Regions from separate parts of the Homo sapiens genome. Here region 2 is linked to region 1. Evidence: chromatin contacts called from ENCODE Hi-C or POLR2A ChIA-PET data. All regions are on one chromosome and are shown on one strand. The core of a region is the stretch at or near the end of the contact, and the rest is flanking DNA. Distances in the headings are between cores, read along the strand shown. Region 1 holds the start of LINC02563 (long intergenic non-protein coding RNA 2563). Region 2 overlaps AXIN2 (axin 2).

Region 1 (7,737 bases), core at 2,715-5,214:
CAGTGGCTCATACCTGGAATCCCAGCACTCTGGGAGGCCAAGGTGGGAGGATCACTTGAGTGCAGGAGTTCGAGACCAGCCTGGGCAACACTGCAAGACCCAATCTCTACTAAAAATTAAAAAAAAATTAGCCAGGTGTGGTGGTATATGCCTGTGGCCCCAGCTACTCAGGAGGCTAAGGTGGGAGGATTGCTTGAGCCTGGGAAGCCAAGGCTGCAGTGAGCTATAATCACAACACTCCAGCCTGGGCAATGGAGCAAGGCCCTGTCTCGAAAAAAAAAAAATGTTGAAAACATGACTCAGGCAAATATAGGGAACATGGGGGCTGGGGCCAGGACTAGGGTGAGGCAAGAGAGTAGGAAACCAGCAGGATGGTAACATTGGTCCCAGGAGTATATGACAGACTCACGTAGATGTAGCCATTGAAAGAGGGAGTACTGAAAATGGTTTTGCTAAATCAAATTCAAAACTGGTTTATGTCCTATATATAGGACAATGAAACTATAACCTTCGGGGCTATCTTTTTTTTTTTTTTTTTTTTTTTTGAGATGGAGTTGCACTCTTGTGGCCCAGGCTGGAGTGCAGTGGCGCGATCTTGGCTCACTGCAGCCTCCGCTTCCCTGGCTTAAGCAATTCTCCTGCCTCAGCCTTCAGAGTAGCTAGGATCACAGGTGCCTGCCACCACGCCCGGCTAATTGTTTTGTATTTTTAGTACAGTCGGGGTTTCGCAATGTTCGCCAGGCTTGTCTGGAACTCCTGGCCTCAGGTGATCCCCCTGCCTCGGCCTCCCAAAGTGGCTCACAGGCATGAGCCACCGTGCCCAGCCCGGGGCTATCTTTTCTATCAGACAGGAATTGTTTGCATCTCTACCAGACAAACATTATTTGCAACTTAGCAATTTCCTTTAAGTTAGCATCTAGAATCTGGGCCTTAATCAGCAATAAGTACTAAGTCAAAGTGCCCATCCCTTCACATTGACGGACCCTCGGGTATTACCCAGATCCCCTCTTTGGGGTTCAGCCCTGTCCCCACAGCTGCTGGGAGTATCAGCTGCTGATATGGGTAGATGGCTTACAGCTCTGTTCTTACCTGGAAATCACCTGAGATGGAAGGAAACTTCCTCCCCCACGTGTATACCTTCCCTCCCTTACTTCTGGTTGGTCTTGAACAGGTGATACAAAGCCTGGTGCTCTTGCCTTAATTTGCAACAACACCGATGGCCACCTGGGCTCCAGAGCTTTCCATGGGACAGGCTGAGGCCTCAGCGGCAGCCTCACTGCGGGTGAGCTTCACCCTCACCCATGCCTCCCTTTCCACAAGAGTTCCTCCCCAGAGCAGCCCCAGTACACCCTGGTCTTGCACCTGCCTGTCTCAGAGTCGGTATCAAGGGAACCCAATCTAACACAGGACTTATTACACAATGCTAGGGTGGCTTTGGGGAAAGGGCATGAAGGTGTCTTTTTGCCTCATTTATGAGTTTTTAGATACTTTCTCTTAAGGAAGGTAGTAAAAAAATCTGTGGAATGAACAGACAGGAGTGGGCGGAGAAGGCTCAGGGGAAGCCCTCCCCCACACCTGGAAAAACAACTCTGGGTCCGCTGACAGAGGCCACAACCAGCCTGCAGACCCCACGAGGCGCTGGGAACTCGAAGGCATGGCTCCCTGGCAGAGGTGAGAAATTTGACCGGACAGCAGTTGGTGCTTAAGATCAAGTGAGTTTTTCCACCTTCAGGGAGGAGCTGGAGAAAGCGCGAGAAGGCGTGCTTAAATCCTCGGGGGGTTGTTTTCAGTTGAATAAAACAGCCTGATTGAAAAAAAACGGCAAGGCTGAGTGCAAAGCCAGTGCCCCCCACCTCTGCTGGAAGCCCATCACCCCCCACCCCGCCGACCCCCAGGAGAGCCAATCCTAAGCTCACAGTAAATCGGTGAATTGGAAGAATCCAGGTTCTGCTCTGCCTCTTTCTTTCAGAGACAAAAATAAAGTTCTGGAAGGTGCAACTTAAAATAGACCTTTCATAAAAGATTCATTCCTGAGCAAGAATGTCACAAAAGCATGAAACGTGAAATAGACTGCTATCTGAATTCCATTTGAAGTATTTGGTGGCAATTATTTTAAAAATTCCCCCACAAAAGTTCTTTTCAATCACAGGACAGCAAGTAAGAGAGATCAGGGCCAGATAATTTCTTCAATGGGGGAAAAACTAGTTTCAAGTTTTAGGTACTGATTTAAGGCATTTTGGAGAATATGCATGAGTATTCAATGGATTTAGTTTCTTTTTTTTTTTTTAGAAAAAAGCCTACAGCCATTTGCAGAAAAATGCCTGAAAAGCAGAGGCTCAAACGAGATGTAAATTACCTCCAAGAACAGCCTAATAAGCCATTAATAACCACCGAGTCACTCCCTGTGAACAATGTGTGTACCTAAGGATTGAGAACTATTGTATCCTCAGAACCTCTTGGGAGATTGGGGTTGGAGTGATCGTGGTTCGGTCAGTAGATCTGTCTGCATCTGGGGACTAGCTCCAGAGCTTGCTCTTTGATAGGAGATCCTGGGGATCCCCTCTGGAAATAGACTTGCTTTCTATCAACACTGCACTCACCTGCAAACAAATCTAGGTTGACAAAAGCAGCAATTTCTGGGCAGTCTCTCTGCTCCATCTGGTGTTTCTCACCTCATTTTTTTTGTTTTTTTTCCTCCCCAGATCATTTTACCTCACTCACTAGCAAGGAGGAGGCGGTGTAGGTTCTTCTCTTTCCTTTTCCTTGGGTGCTTGGCATGGTGTCAATAGCATAAGTTAAAATTCTAGGCTCATAACAGCTTTCTGCAGAAGGGTCTCAATCTCCTTCCTTGCCTCTATAGGGTCTGCTTGGGGTTTCATTCCACCTGTTGTCCTCACCCCAGGTCAGTTTCCGGGGTGAATTTCAGATCCGTATGATTTCCCATAGGGTCCAGTTCTCCCCATCTAGAACAAAGGTCTGGAGTGGTAAATTTGAAGTGGGCTGGGTACAGTGGCTCACACCTGGAATTCCAGCACTTTGGGAAGCCAAGGTGGGTAGATCACTTGAGGTCAGGAGTTCGAGTCTAGTCTGCCCAACATGGCGAAACACCATCTCTACTAAAAATACAAAAAATTAGCCGGGCATTATGGGGTGTACCTGTAGTCCCAGCCACTCGGGAGGCTGAGGCATGAGAATTGCTTGAACCCAGGAGGCAGAGGTTGCAGTGAGCTGAGATTGCGTCACTGCGCTCCAGCTTGGGTGACGGAAGGAGACTCTGTCTCAAAAAGAGAAAACTGGCTTTGTCTTATATATGGCCCCTCTCCACACCCCTCCAGGCCAGAGAAAATAAAACAAAACCCCAAATGCTTGAAGTGGTTATGGCACTCACAATTCCCAACGGCCACTGGGTTTTCCTTCTGATCCTTCACGACTGATAACGTTAATTGCGCCTCTCATCCACAGGTGTGCTTTCTGGAGGGTTTGGAAGGAGTGGCGTGAATGCTGACAAGTCACTGGGGTTTGGTTCCAGCAACTCTTTTTAAGGTGAAAAGAGAACCAGTGTTAGAGTGGCCCCCAAGCAGAGATAGAGCCGAAGTGAGCACAGGTGGCCCTGGGACAGGTGGGGTGGGAGGGGTTGTGCTGGCAGTGGGGCTGGGGCGGCAGCTCTTCAGGGACAGGACCTGGGCTCAGCTAGAGGATGCCAAGGCCAGTGCCAAGGAGTGAGGAAGGAGCAGAGAGGAGCCTGGCAAGGTGTTCACATCCCCGTGAAAGCCAGAGGGACCAAGCTTGCCTTGAATGGAGCTGGGCACCGCAGGGCAGAGGACGCTCAGTTTCCACTGCATGTCTCCTTCTGGGAATGAGGTTTCTGACAATAAAGGACCACCCTCGCAGTGGCGCTGCACTCTAGACAGGAGTCCTCATAGAATCCCAAACTCTCAGGGAGGGTGATCAACTTATCCTGGTTGGGCCAGCACATTCTGGGTTTTAGCACTGAAAGTCCCACCTCCCTGAAACCCCCTCGGTCCTGGTGAGCCGCTTGCTCACCCTATGATCAGGTGTCCCCACCCCACTCCCCACCCCAGGAAGGAGCTGCAGAAGCAGGTGTGTCACAGAGCAGAATTATAGGAGCCCAAACTTACCTTTGCAACATCTAGAGCAGGTGGAGTTGGGCATTTTATCACAGAACCCAGCTGTGCCCTCATTTATAAGCGAGAGAGGGAAGAGAAAGAAAAATCCCATGTTGTTCTTTGGAATCCAGTGCCAAGTTTCTAGTCCTAAACACACACACAGTGTCCATGCAATGTAGGTGCATTTTTTGTTCAAACACCTGTCAGGCAATGTTGGGTGGTAAAAACAATACCTCTTCATTAGGCCCTGAGCACCTACTGTGTGCAAGCCACTGTTGCAGGTGCCTGTCATACAGGAACACATTTAATTATCAAAACAATTCCATGAGATGAATAAGATGTTCTGTTTTCAGCTGAGAAACTCAGAGAAGTGAAGACATTTGCCCTGGTAGCAAGTGGCAGAGCTATAAATAGAGGCAAAAGCAAAAAATAGAGGTGGAGGTGCTGTAGAGACACAGAGAAGCGCATGGAATGATTGCTATGTAGGGTGAGTGGGGCGCTCCTGCTGGCATGTGGGCTGGGTGGGGGTAGTGGGGTGCAATCTTTTCATTTATTTAACAAATACTTATATAGTGCTTAACTTGTTAGGTACTGTCCTAAGAGGATGAACCATTCTAAACTCATTTGATTCCCATAATCAACATTCATGTAGACGATCTTTTATGCCGTAAACAAGGTCTTCTCAACTGAAAGCAATTTTGCACCCCAGGGGACATGTGACAAAGTCTGGAGACAGTTTTGGATTGTCACAATGTGTGGGAGAGTGGGGGAAGTGGTACTGGCCTCTCTGGGCAGAGGGCAGGGACACTGCTAAACATTCTTCAGTGCACAGGACAGCTCCCACAACAAAGCGTGATCCAGCCCAAAAGTCAGTAGCACTGGGGTTGGGAAAGTCTGTTGTAACTAATGGGAATGACTGGGGCTCTGGGAGGTGCAACCTGAAAACGGTCAGTGTCCACGGCCCCTTCCCTTCTCCAGAATAAACCTGGAGTGGTTTTTCTATTGGTTTACTTCTTGCTGTCTTTTCTAGGGTTCGCCCCAGAGTTTAAGATCGACTTTTTAGTTGCAGTGCAAGCAGCTGCAGTTCTCTGGCAATGCCACCCGGCTTTGTTCTGGTTTGTTAAGACAGTGAGCTGGATTTTACAGTTATTGCCCTTGAAAGCCCCATAAATGGCATTCGCAGCATTAGTGGGGCTGGGGGTTGCCAGATTGGTAAGTTTAACTTTGAGGGATGGCTAACACTCCAGTGCCCTCTAGGGTTCATCTGGCTGCTGAGTTGCCCAAGCCTTTACCAGGTTGCAGAAAAGTTGGCCACGGATGAAATCAGAGTTCAAACAGGCGTGAGGTGGAACCTGAGCAGCACCTCTGAGCTTGTGTTGGCAGGCTCCTCACAGCAGGCCGGTATCTGCTCTGAGTGGGCAGGGAGGACGCCTGGGGACCCCAGCCTCCATCCTTTCCTTCATCATGGACTGTTATTTTTAACTCCAGGGGATCTGAACTAGCTGATGTTAAAACTGAAACTTTCTCCTTGGGGAAGCTTAGCTGCCTAGGCCTGGAATGGGTTTCAGAGGTCATGCCATCTGGTCTCGCTGCCCAGTAGGATTCTCCCTAAGCAGGATCGGTTACATCATTTGCAGGGCCTAGCACAAAATGAAAACGTGAGGCCCCATATTGAAAAATTATTAAGAATTTCAAGACGGCATTTCAAGAGCAATTTTTCACGCTCTGAAGTATCAGAGCATGAAACCAAGCACACGGCCCTCTGAGTGTGAGGCCGTGTGTGACTGTACAGGTTGACACCCATGAAGCCAGCCTTAACGCCATGTTACCCTGTGGTCCCTGACACTATGTACAGGCTTGCCCAGGATGGGCTTGGTTTACTCCTGTTATGCCAATGTCATTATTGGGTGCCCCTTCCACTCTCAACACTGTCCTGGTTTAGACAACAAATTATATTATGTGGTAACCTTATAATTACATGACAACCTTCTAGGTAATTTCCTCTCATCCTATCTATGTTGTAATGTCACACAATGTCCAGCCGTTGCATCATTTTATGTAGGGGACCAAGTGATAATGACCTTTTTTTTTTTTGTTTGCCATCATGGTTTACTGAACACACATGCATGCACTAACTCACTTCATACTCACGGTGATATCAGAACAGGGGAGTATATATTTGCAGTTGAAGTAAGTGCAGCTTAGACAGGGTAAATGGTGTCAAGTGGCTGGTGAGTAGCAGATCTAGGACCTAAGCCACGATAGTATACGATTTCCCGCTGGAGTGATCAGTGGCCCCAGTTTGCCTGGGAGTGATGAGGTTCTCTGGGCATGGGACTTTTTAGTTTTAAAACTGGATAAGTCTTGGGCAAGCTTGGACAAACTAGTTACCTGATTCCAAGTCCACCCCATCTTGCAGCTTTCATGAATCATTTTAAATAACTTTATATTAAACATTTTATGAGAATTCTAAGGTTGGACTTCCCTTTAGTATTCAGAGGATTCTGTCATGACTGGCGGGTGGAGTATAAAGGCAAGATGTTCAAATCCACAATGATTCCTAGAAAATGTTTTACTGTATACCTATACCCTCCTGCACTTTCGACTCTGTGTGTGTGTGTGTGTGTGTGTGTGTGTGTGTGTGTTGTGTATGCACATAAAATGCATTTTTGGAGTCCTGCTTTGTAATAGTTTTTCATTTATAGCAGAAGTCAGTAAACATTAACATTAAAGAACCAGATAGTAAATATTCTTTGCTTTGCAGGCCATAAGGCCTCTGTTGCAACTTCTCAACCTTGCTGCTATAGTACAAAACCAATATGAAGAGAAATGGACGTGTCTGTGTTCCAATAAAATTTTATTTACAAAAATAGTTGGCAGGCCAGATTTGCCTGGCAACCCATAGTTTTCCAGTCCTTGGTCTGTAGCATTTATATTATATAAATAATATAATTTATATTATATTATATTATAAATTATAATATTTATAATGCTCATGCCCGGCAGGCATGAGCCACTGCGCCTGGCCTGAGGCTGGTTAATTTATAAAGAACAGAAATTTACTTTCTCTCAGTTTTAGAGGCTGGGGAGTCCAAGATGAAGGCTGGTGAGGGCCTAGTCTCTGTTTCTAAGATGGTACCGCGTTGCTGTATCCTCTGGAGGGAAGGAACGCTGTATCCTCATGTGGGGAAGGTGGAGGGCAAGAGAGCTGACTGCTATATAAAGCTTCTTTTATAAGGGTCTTAATTTCATTCACGAGCAAGAGACCCTCAAGACCTAATCACCTCTTAAAGGCTCATACCTGTTAACGCTAGCATACTTGCCATTAATTTTTAACACCAGAATTTTGGAGGGGACACATTGAAACTGTAGCCTGTAGGCCATCAGAAATATCCAAAATGATTTGTTAACAGATGCAAAGCGGGTTACTATCTCCACGGCCATAAAATGTTACATTTGGAATCATATTTTCTGCAGGGTGGACAACAATTAGCAACAATTAGGGCAAAATTCATTTGTATTTCTATGAATAAGATTGATTTGAATGACTGCCTTTTTTTTTTTTTTCAACTTGGAGAGTTGCAAAACAGCCTCATCAAAGACAATGCAA
Region 2 (4,666 bases), core at 968-3,467, 74 kb before region 1:
CTGAGCAGACCTAGGTGGGGCAGGGTGGGAGGGGGCTCAGCAGGCGCTGGGGGAGGCTCCCTTCTCATTTCTTCTCTCCCCTCACCGCTAGCAGCAATAACGAAGCAGCAGCCGCAAGAGGGAGGCTGCGTGGAGGGTTCTCTGGGGGACCTGGCCAGGCTCTTTCCACCAGGTGAACCAGACTGAGGAGAGAAAAGGAGCAGCTGCTTGCACCGACAGGAGAGTGGGGCTCAGGCCACACTGCAGAGGCTTTACCTGCAATTGAGGGGCTTGTGGGCGAGTGGGGAGCAGGGAGCAAAAAGAGGGACAGGCACACTGATTAGGAGGGAGGGTCTGGAAGCGCCGCCCTACTGGCTTGAGTTTAGGAGAGACCCCCACATTGAAGGCTCCAAATAGTCAGGAACCATGCCTAGGAAAAGTCCCCCGTGTTTTTCTTACCCTGCCTTTCCACCTGAACAGCCTCCCTGGATTTTATGGGCCATTAGAAGCAGAGATGCGCCTTTGTCCATAACAAAGAAGGGGCTGGACCTGCGGGTGGGCACAGGGTGAATAGGGCAGTCTACTCCTCCTGTCCAGGCCTGGGCCCCGCTGCCTTCTCCCCTGCAGGGGCTTCAGGAAGGGAACTTCCTGGTCTCCTTACCTTGTCTGCAGAGTGGACGGAGGTGCCCTTGAGAAGGTCCATGCTGACTTTTTAGGGCCCTTGAGAGGGTTCAAGAGCTGAGGAGGATGAGGGCCAGCCCTAGGCCATTCCTTCTCTTGATCATTTCCCTCGTAAGGAGCAGGTGATGACTCTGCCTCAGTTCATCTGGAGTCCTCCCTTGCCCCTCTCCATGGCCTGCAGCCCAAGAGAATGTGTGGATTCTGCTCCAGTTCTGTCCCAGGTTTCCCAGGTTTAGGGCTCCAGGCTGGGACAAGGGTGAGACAGGGGCACCCTAGTTTAAGGAGGTGCTCACTCTGGGGTCTACACCCAAGACAGAGTTCCAACTCCTCAGCTGTGTGCTGTTGTCCCTGTGCCAGGACCACAGTCTATTCCCAGGTGTGAACCCGTTGCCGCCACCAGGGCCAGGGGTGTGAGTGGAAAACTCTGAATAGCACTTGGTAACCTGCCAGGTGGGCATGGGCTCCTGGACGGGGATGAGTCCACCTGCAGGGCTCTGAGACACCCTCCCCTCTAGAGCAGGCCTTGTATAGTTTTACCAGCCACCTTCATCTGGGAGTTAGTTTGGGCGGGGGCTCAAAGTGATTCTCTTTGGAGTGGGGAGGGGATGGAGGTTGGACTGAGCCCCTGGAGGTAACTGGCCAGCAGGGCGTGTTGCTGGGTCTGGATAGTCCCTTTTATACCTGGGCAGAGACAATTGTGAAAAGGTATCAAAGGGGTGGGGGAACAGGCCTGGCTGCTGCTGCTGCTGCTTTTATCTTGAAAAGACACAAGGTGAAACTAATGACACAAGTGTGTCCCTCTGGGGATTCATTTTGATCTTGGCTTTGTCTCGGCTGGACTTCGAGTGGAACTGCAGGTGACCTTGGAGAAGAGCCATGTGGCGCTGGCATAGGCTTGTGGGGAAAGTGCCTCCTTCAGCTGCTGTGGCCACATCTGGCTCTGATTTTTTTTTTTTCTCCCTGAGGCACAGTTAATAAGCCTGGCTTTGAAGCCCTGGCCTCCCCTTTAATGCACAAAGACTTGCACAAATGGTCAACTCTCCGATCCTCTCCAGTTCTTTCCTGAGTGGATCAGGCTGTGGGAAGGCCCTCCCAGCTGCCTTATCTCTGCAGGGCCTGAGCTAGACTCAGTGTCCTCCTGGGGTAGGACAGGGACACAGGGTGTCACGCCTCACCCTCCCAGCAGGGCTGGTGCTTCAACATCTCAATTTGTACAAATACATCCCCCCTTCAAAAAAATAAAAAAGACCCAGTGAGGTTGGGGCCGTGGAGCAGGGGTGGGAGGTGGGGGGGACCTGGGATGCGTTGAGTAATCTCAACATGGCAGGGGTTCAAAAAGCAAACAGTCCCTTCAGACGCGCCAGACGCTGTTGGTGCCAGATGTCAGAAGAAAGCAAAGTTTGCCACATGAAGCATGTTGCAGTGGAAAAGCCTGTTTCTTGGAGAAAATGAGGGCAGTGCAGTGTGTTTGAAGTCCTGGGGGTGGGGCTGAGAGAATGTGGCCTCTCTCCTCTCTGGAGGAGGTTGCAATTATGTAAAAGGTCGCTGCGTGTTTGCTCAGACATGCTGTGAAAGCCCAACTTGGTAAACCCTGGAGGGGTCGGAGCTGGGGCCAAAGGGGTCTGACGGAGGGTGGCGTTGGGATTTGAGCCTCTTATGTGGAGAAGTGACTTTTCCCCCCACTGTCCTGAGTCTCCTGTGCACAGAGCCCCTCCCCATTTTCTCACTGTCTCCTCTCACGCTCCCCCGAGAATTTTGACCCCTTGACATGACGTGTCTTCAGTGCTGCCTAGTCAGAGCCATGCCGTTGTTCACCCCACTGCATTAGCTGGGTCAGGAATGCTAAAAACAAAGAACCTTGACTAAACCCAGCTGTTCACTGTATTTAGCCTTATCTCCTACGAAAGTATTTGGCTTGCCTTTATTAAAGAGGGAAAAAATTGAGCTCTAACCAAGGGGAGTTAATTTTTTTTTTTTTAAAGGGAAAAGACAAAGCCCAACCATAACCCTGAGACACAATTAAATGCTTGAAAGGTTCTCCCATCCCCCCAGGGGACTGTGACCTTCCCTCTGTGAGTGGCCTTTATGGGCTGGAAATGACAGCTTGCAGGGGCAAGTTTAATCCCTCTGAGGGGTCTCCCTTGGCTGGGGACAGGGAAGGAAGAGGCCCTTGCTTAATTTCCTCGGAAGGGGTTTAGGGGTGGGCCTGGCCCAAGAGGACAGCAGTTGTTTCCGAATGTGGCACTCCTGAGAGGCCAGGCATTTGCATCTGTACAATTAAACAGCCTCAGAAGAAAGAACGCTGGGGAGGGATGAAAGGAGCCTTTAATCAACGGGCATAATAGAAGGGCCTTTGGTGTTTGACCCTGGAGGGATGGGATGGGAGAAGAGGCCTGGAAATGGGGAGAAGAGGGGAGGGCATCATGGGGCCAGTGCCGTCTGTTCGGCCCTGGGAAGCTGCGCTGGGCTGGCTTGCCTCCTGTGTGGCTGTGCCAGGGCCATCCAGGAGTGTTGCACTTGGGACCTGGAGGATGGGAAGGCCGAGAGGCCTTTGGACTGCTAAACCATCTGGAAGTCAGCCTTTTACAGACTTCGGCAGGTTCCGGCTCTCCAGGTGTGATGGGTTCAGGATGGCTGAACCTGGAGATAGTCTGGAGTCTCTTTGAAGGACCTGCTTGGCTCCTGCTGCAAAGGAACTGCAGGCATTTGTCCTTCCCTTCCCTCCCCCACCCCACTGCTGAAAAAGGTTGGCGGGGGGAAAGCAGCTCTGCTTTTCACAGTGTATACGTGTCAGGAGACAGCAGAGGTGCTGGGTTGAAGATTGCAGGTGGCAGGCCCAGCCCAGGCTGCTGCTCAGTGGGTGCCTGGCCTTCATCATCTCGGCCCACCTGCTTCTTGTGGTGTGGCCAGTCCCAGCTGCCGTCTTAAAGCAGATGTGCGCAACAGTGTACAGGCACACCTGCCATAGCAAATTCCTAGGATACCTCAGTCCTCCATGTTGGTATGCTTTTCTTTTCAACAATGTGGAAAATGCAGTTTACCAAGAAGCTTTTTTGGTTTTCCTTTTAAGGTATTACTTCAAAAAAGCAAGCGATGAGTTTGCCTGTGGAGCGGTGTTTGAGGAGATCTGGGAGGATGAGACGGTGCTCCCGATGTATGAAGGCCGGATTCTGGGCAAAGTGGAGCGGATCGATTGAGCCCTGGGGTCTGGCTTTGGTGAACTGTTGGAGCCCGAAGCTCTTGTGAACTGTCTTGGCTGTGAGCAACTGCGACAAAACATTTTGAAGGAAAATTAAACCAATGAAGAAGACAAAGTCTAAGGAAGAATCGGCCAGTGGGCCTTCGGGAGGGCGGGGGGAGGTTGATTTTCATGATTCATGAGCTGGGTACTGACTGAGATAAGAAAAGCCTGAACTATTTATTAAAAACATGACCACTCTTGGCTATTGAAGATGCTGCCTGTATTTGAGAGACTGCCATACATAATATATGACTTCCTAGGGATCTGAAATCCATAAACTAAGAGAAACTGTGTATAGCTTACCTGAACAGGAATCCTTACTGATATTTATAGAACAGTTGATTTCCCCCATCCCCAGTTTATGGATATGCTGCTTTAAACTTGGAAGGGGGAGACAGGAAGTTTTAATTGTTCTGACTAAACTTAGGAGTTGAGCTAGGAGTGCGTTCATGGTTTCTTCACTAACAGAGGAATTATGCTTTGCACTACGTCCCTCCAAGTGAAGACAGACTGTTTTAGACAGACTTTTTAAAATGGTGCCCTACCATTGACACATGCAGAAATTGGTGCGTTTTGTTTTTTTTTTTCCTATGCTGCTCTGTTTTGTCTTAAAGGTCTTGAGGGTTGACCATGTTGCGTCATCATCAACATTTTGGGGGTTGTGTTGGATGGGATGATCTGTTGCAGAGGGAGAGGCAGGGAACCCTGCTCCTTCGGGCCCCAGGTTGATCCTGTGACTGAGGCTCCCCCTCATGTAGCCTCCCC

Evidence for each region. Hi-C counts contacts between places; a loop is a spot of excess contacts on that map. ChIA-PET counts read pairs that join two places held with the same protein, here RNA polymerase II (POLR2A). Pooled maps may share reads with other maps.
Region 2: a map of Caco-2 shows a loop between it and region 1 (6-fold over the local background). The contact joins the enhancer-like site here to the promoter of LINC02563 in region 1. A Hi-C loop is called at or near these places in 8 of 168 maps with a recorded cell type or tissue (Caco-2, Right ventricle myocardium inferior, endothelial cell of hepatic sinusoid and 3 more) and 7 of 50 pooled maps. POLR2A ChIA-PET finds 5 or more read pairs at or near these places in 3 of 52 experiments (CD4-positive, alpha-beta T cell, Caco-2 and H1).

The regions. Positions count from the first base shown.
Region 1 is chr17:65,453,768-65,461,504 of GRCh38, reverse strand. LINC02563 (long intergenic non-protein coding RNA 2563) reads right to left here and starts at 3,964. Exons shown (of 3, transcript NR_131984.1): 1 at 3,791-3,964; 2 at 3,389-3,471; 3 at 3,097-3,116. RefSeq lists enhancers at 1-244, 245-878, 879-1,512, 5,129-5,628.
Region 2 is chr17:65,529,167-65,533,832 of GRCh38, reverse strand. AXIN2 (axin 2) reads left to right here. Exons shown (of 11, transcript NM_004655.4): 11 at 3,731-4,666. The coding sequence ends at 3,857. Among named protein-coding and RNA genes, the nearest start is that of AXIN2, 30 kb to the left of the region's middle. RefSeq lists enhancers at 1,751-2,263, 2,778-3,290, 3,291-3,805. Within about 2 kb of position 2,217, at least 21 of the 41 ENCODE cell types and tissues checked have a DNase peak (open chromatin) inside an H3K27ac peak, as active enhancers do; they include heart left ventricle and heart right ventricle, where a contact is called at or near this core.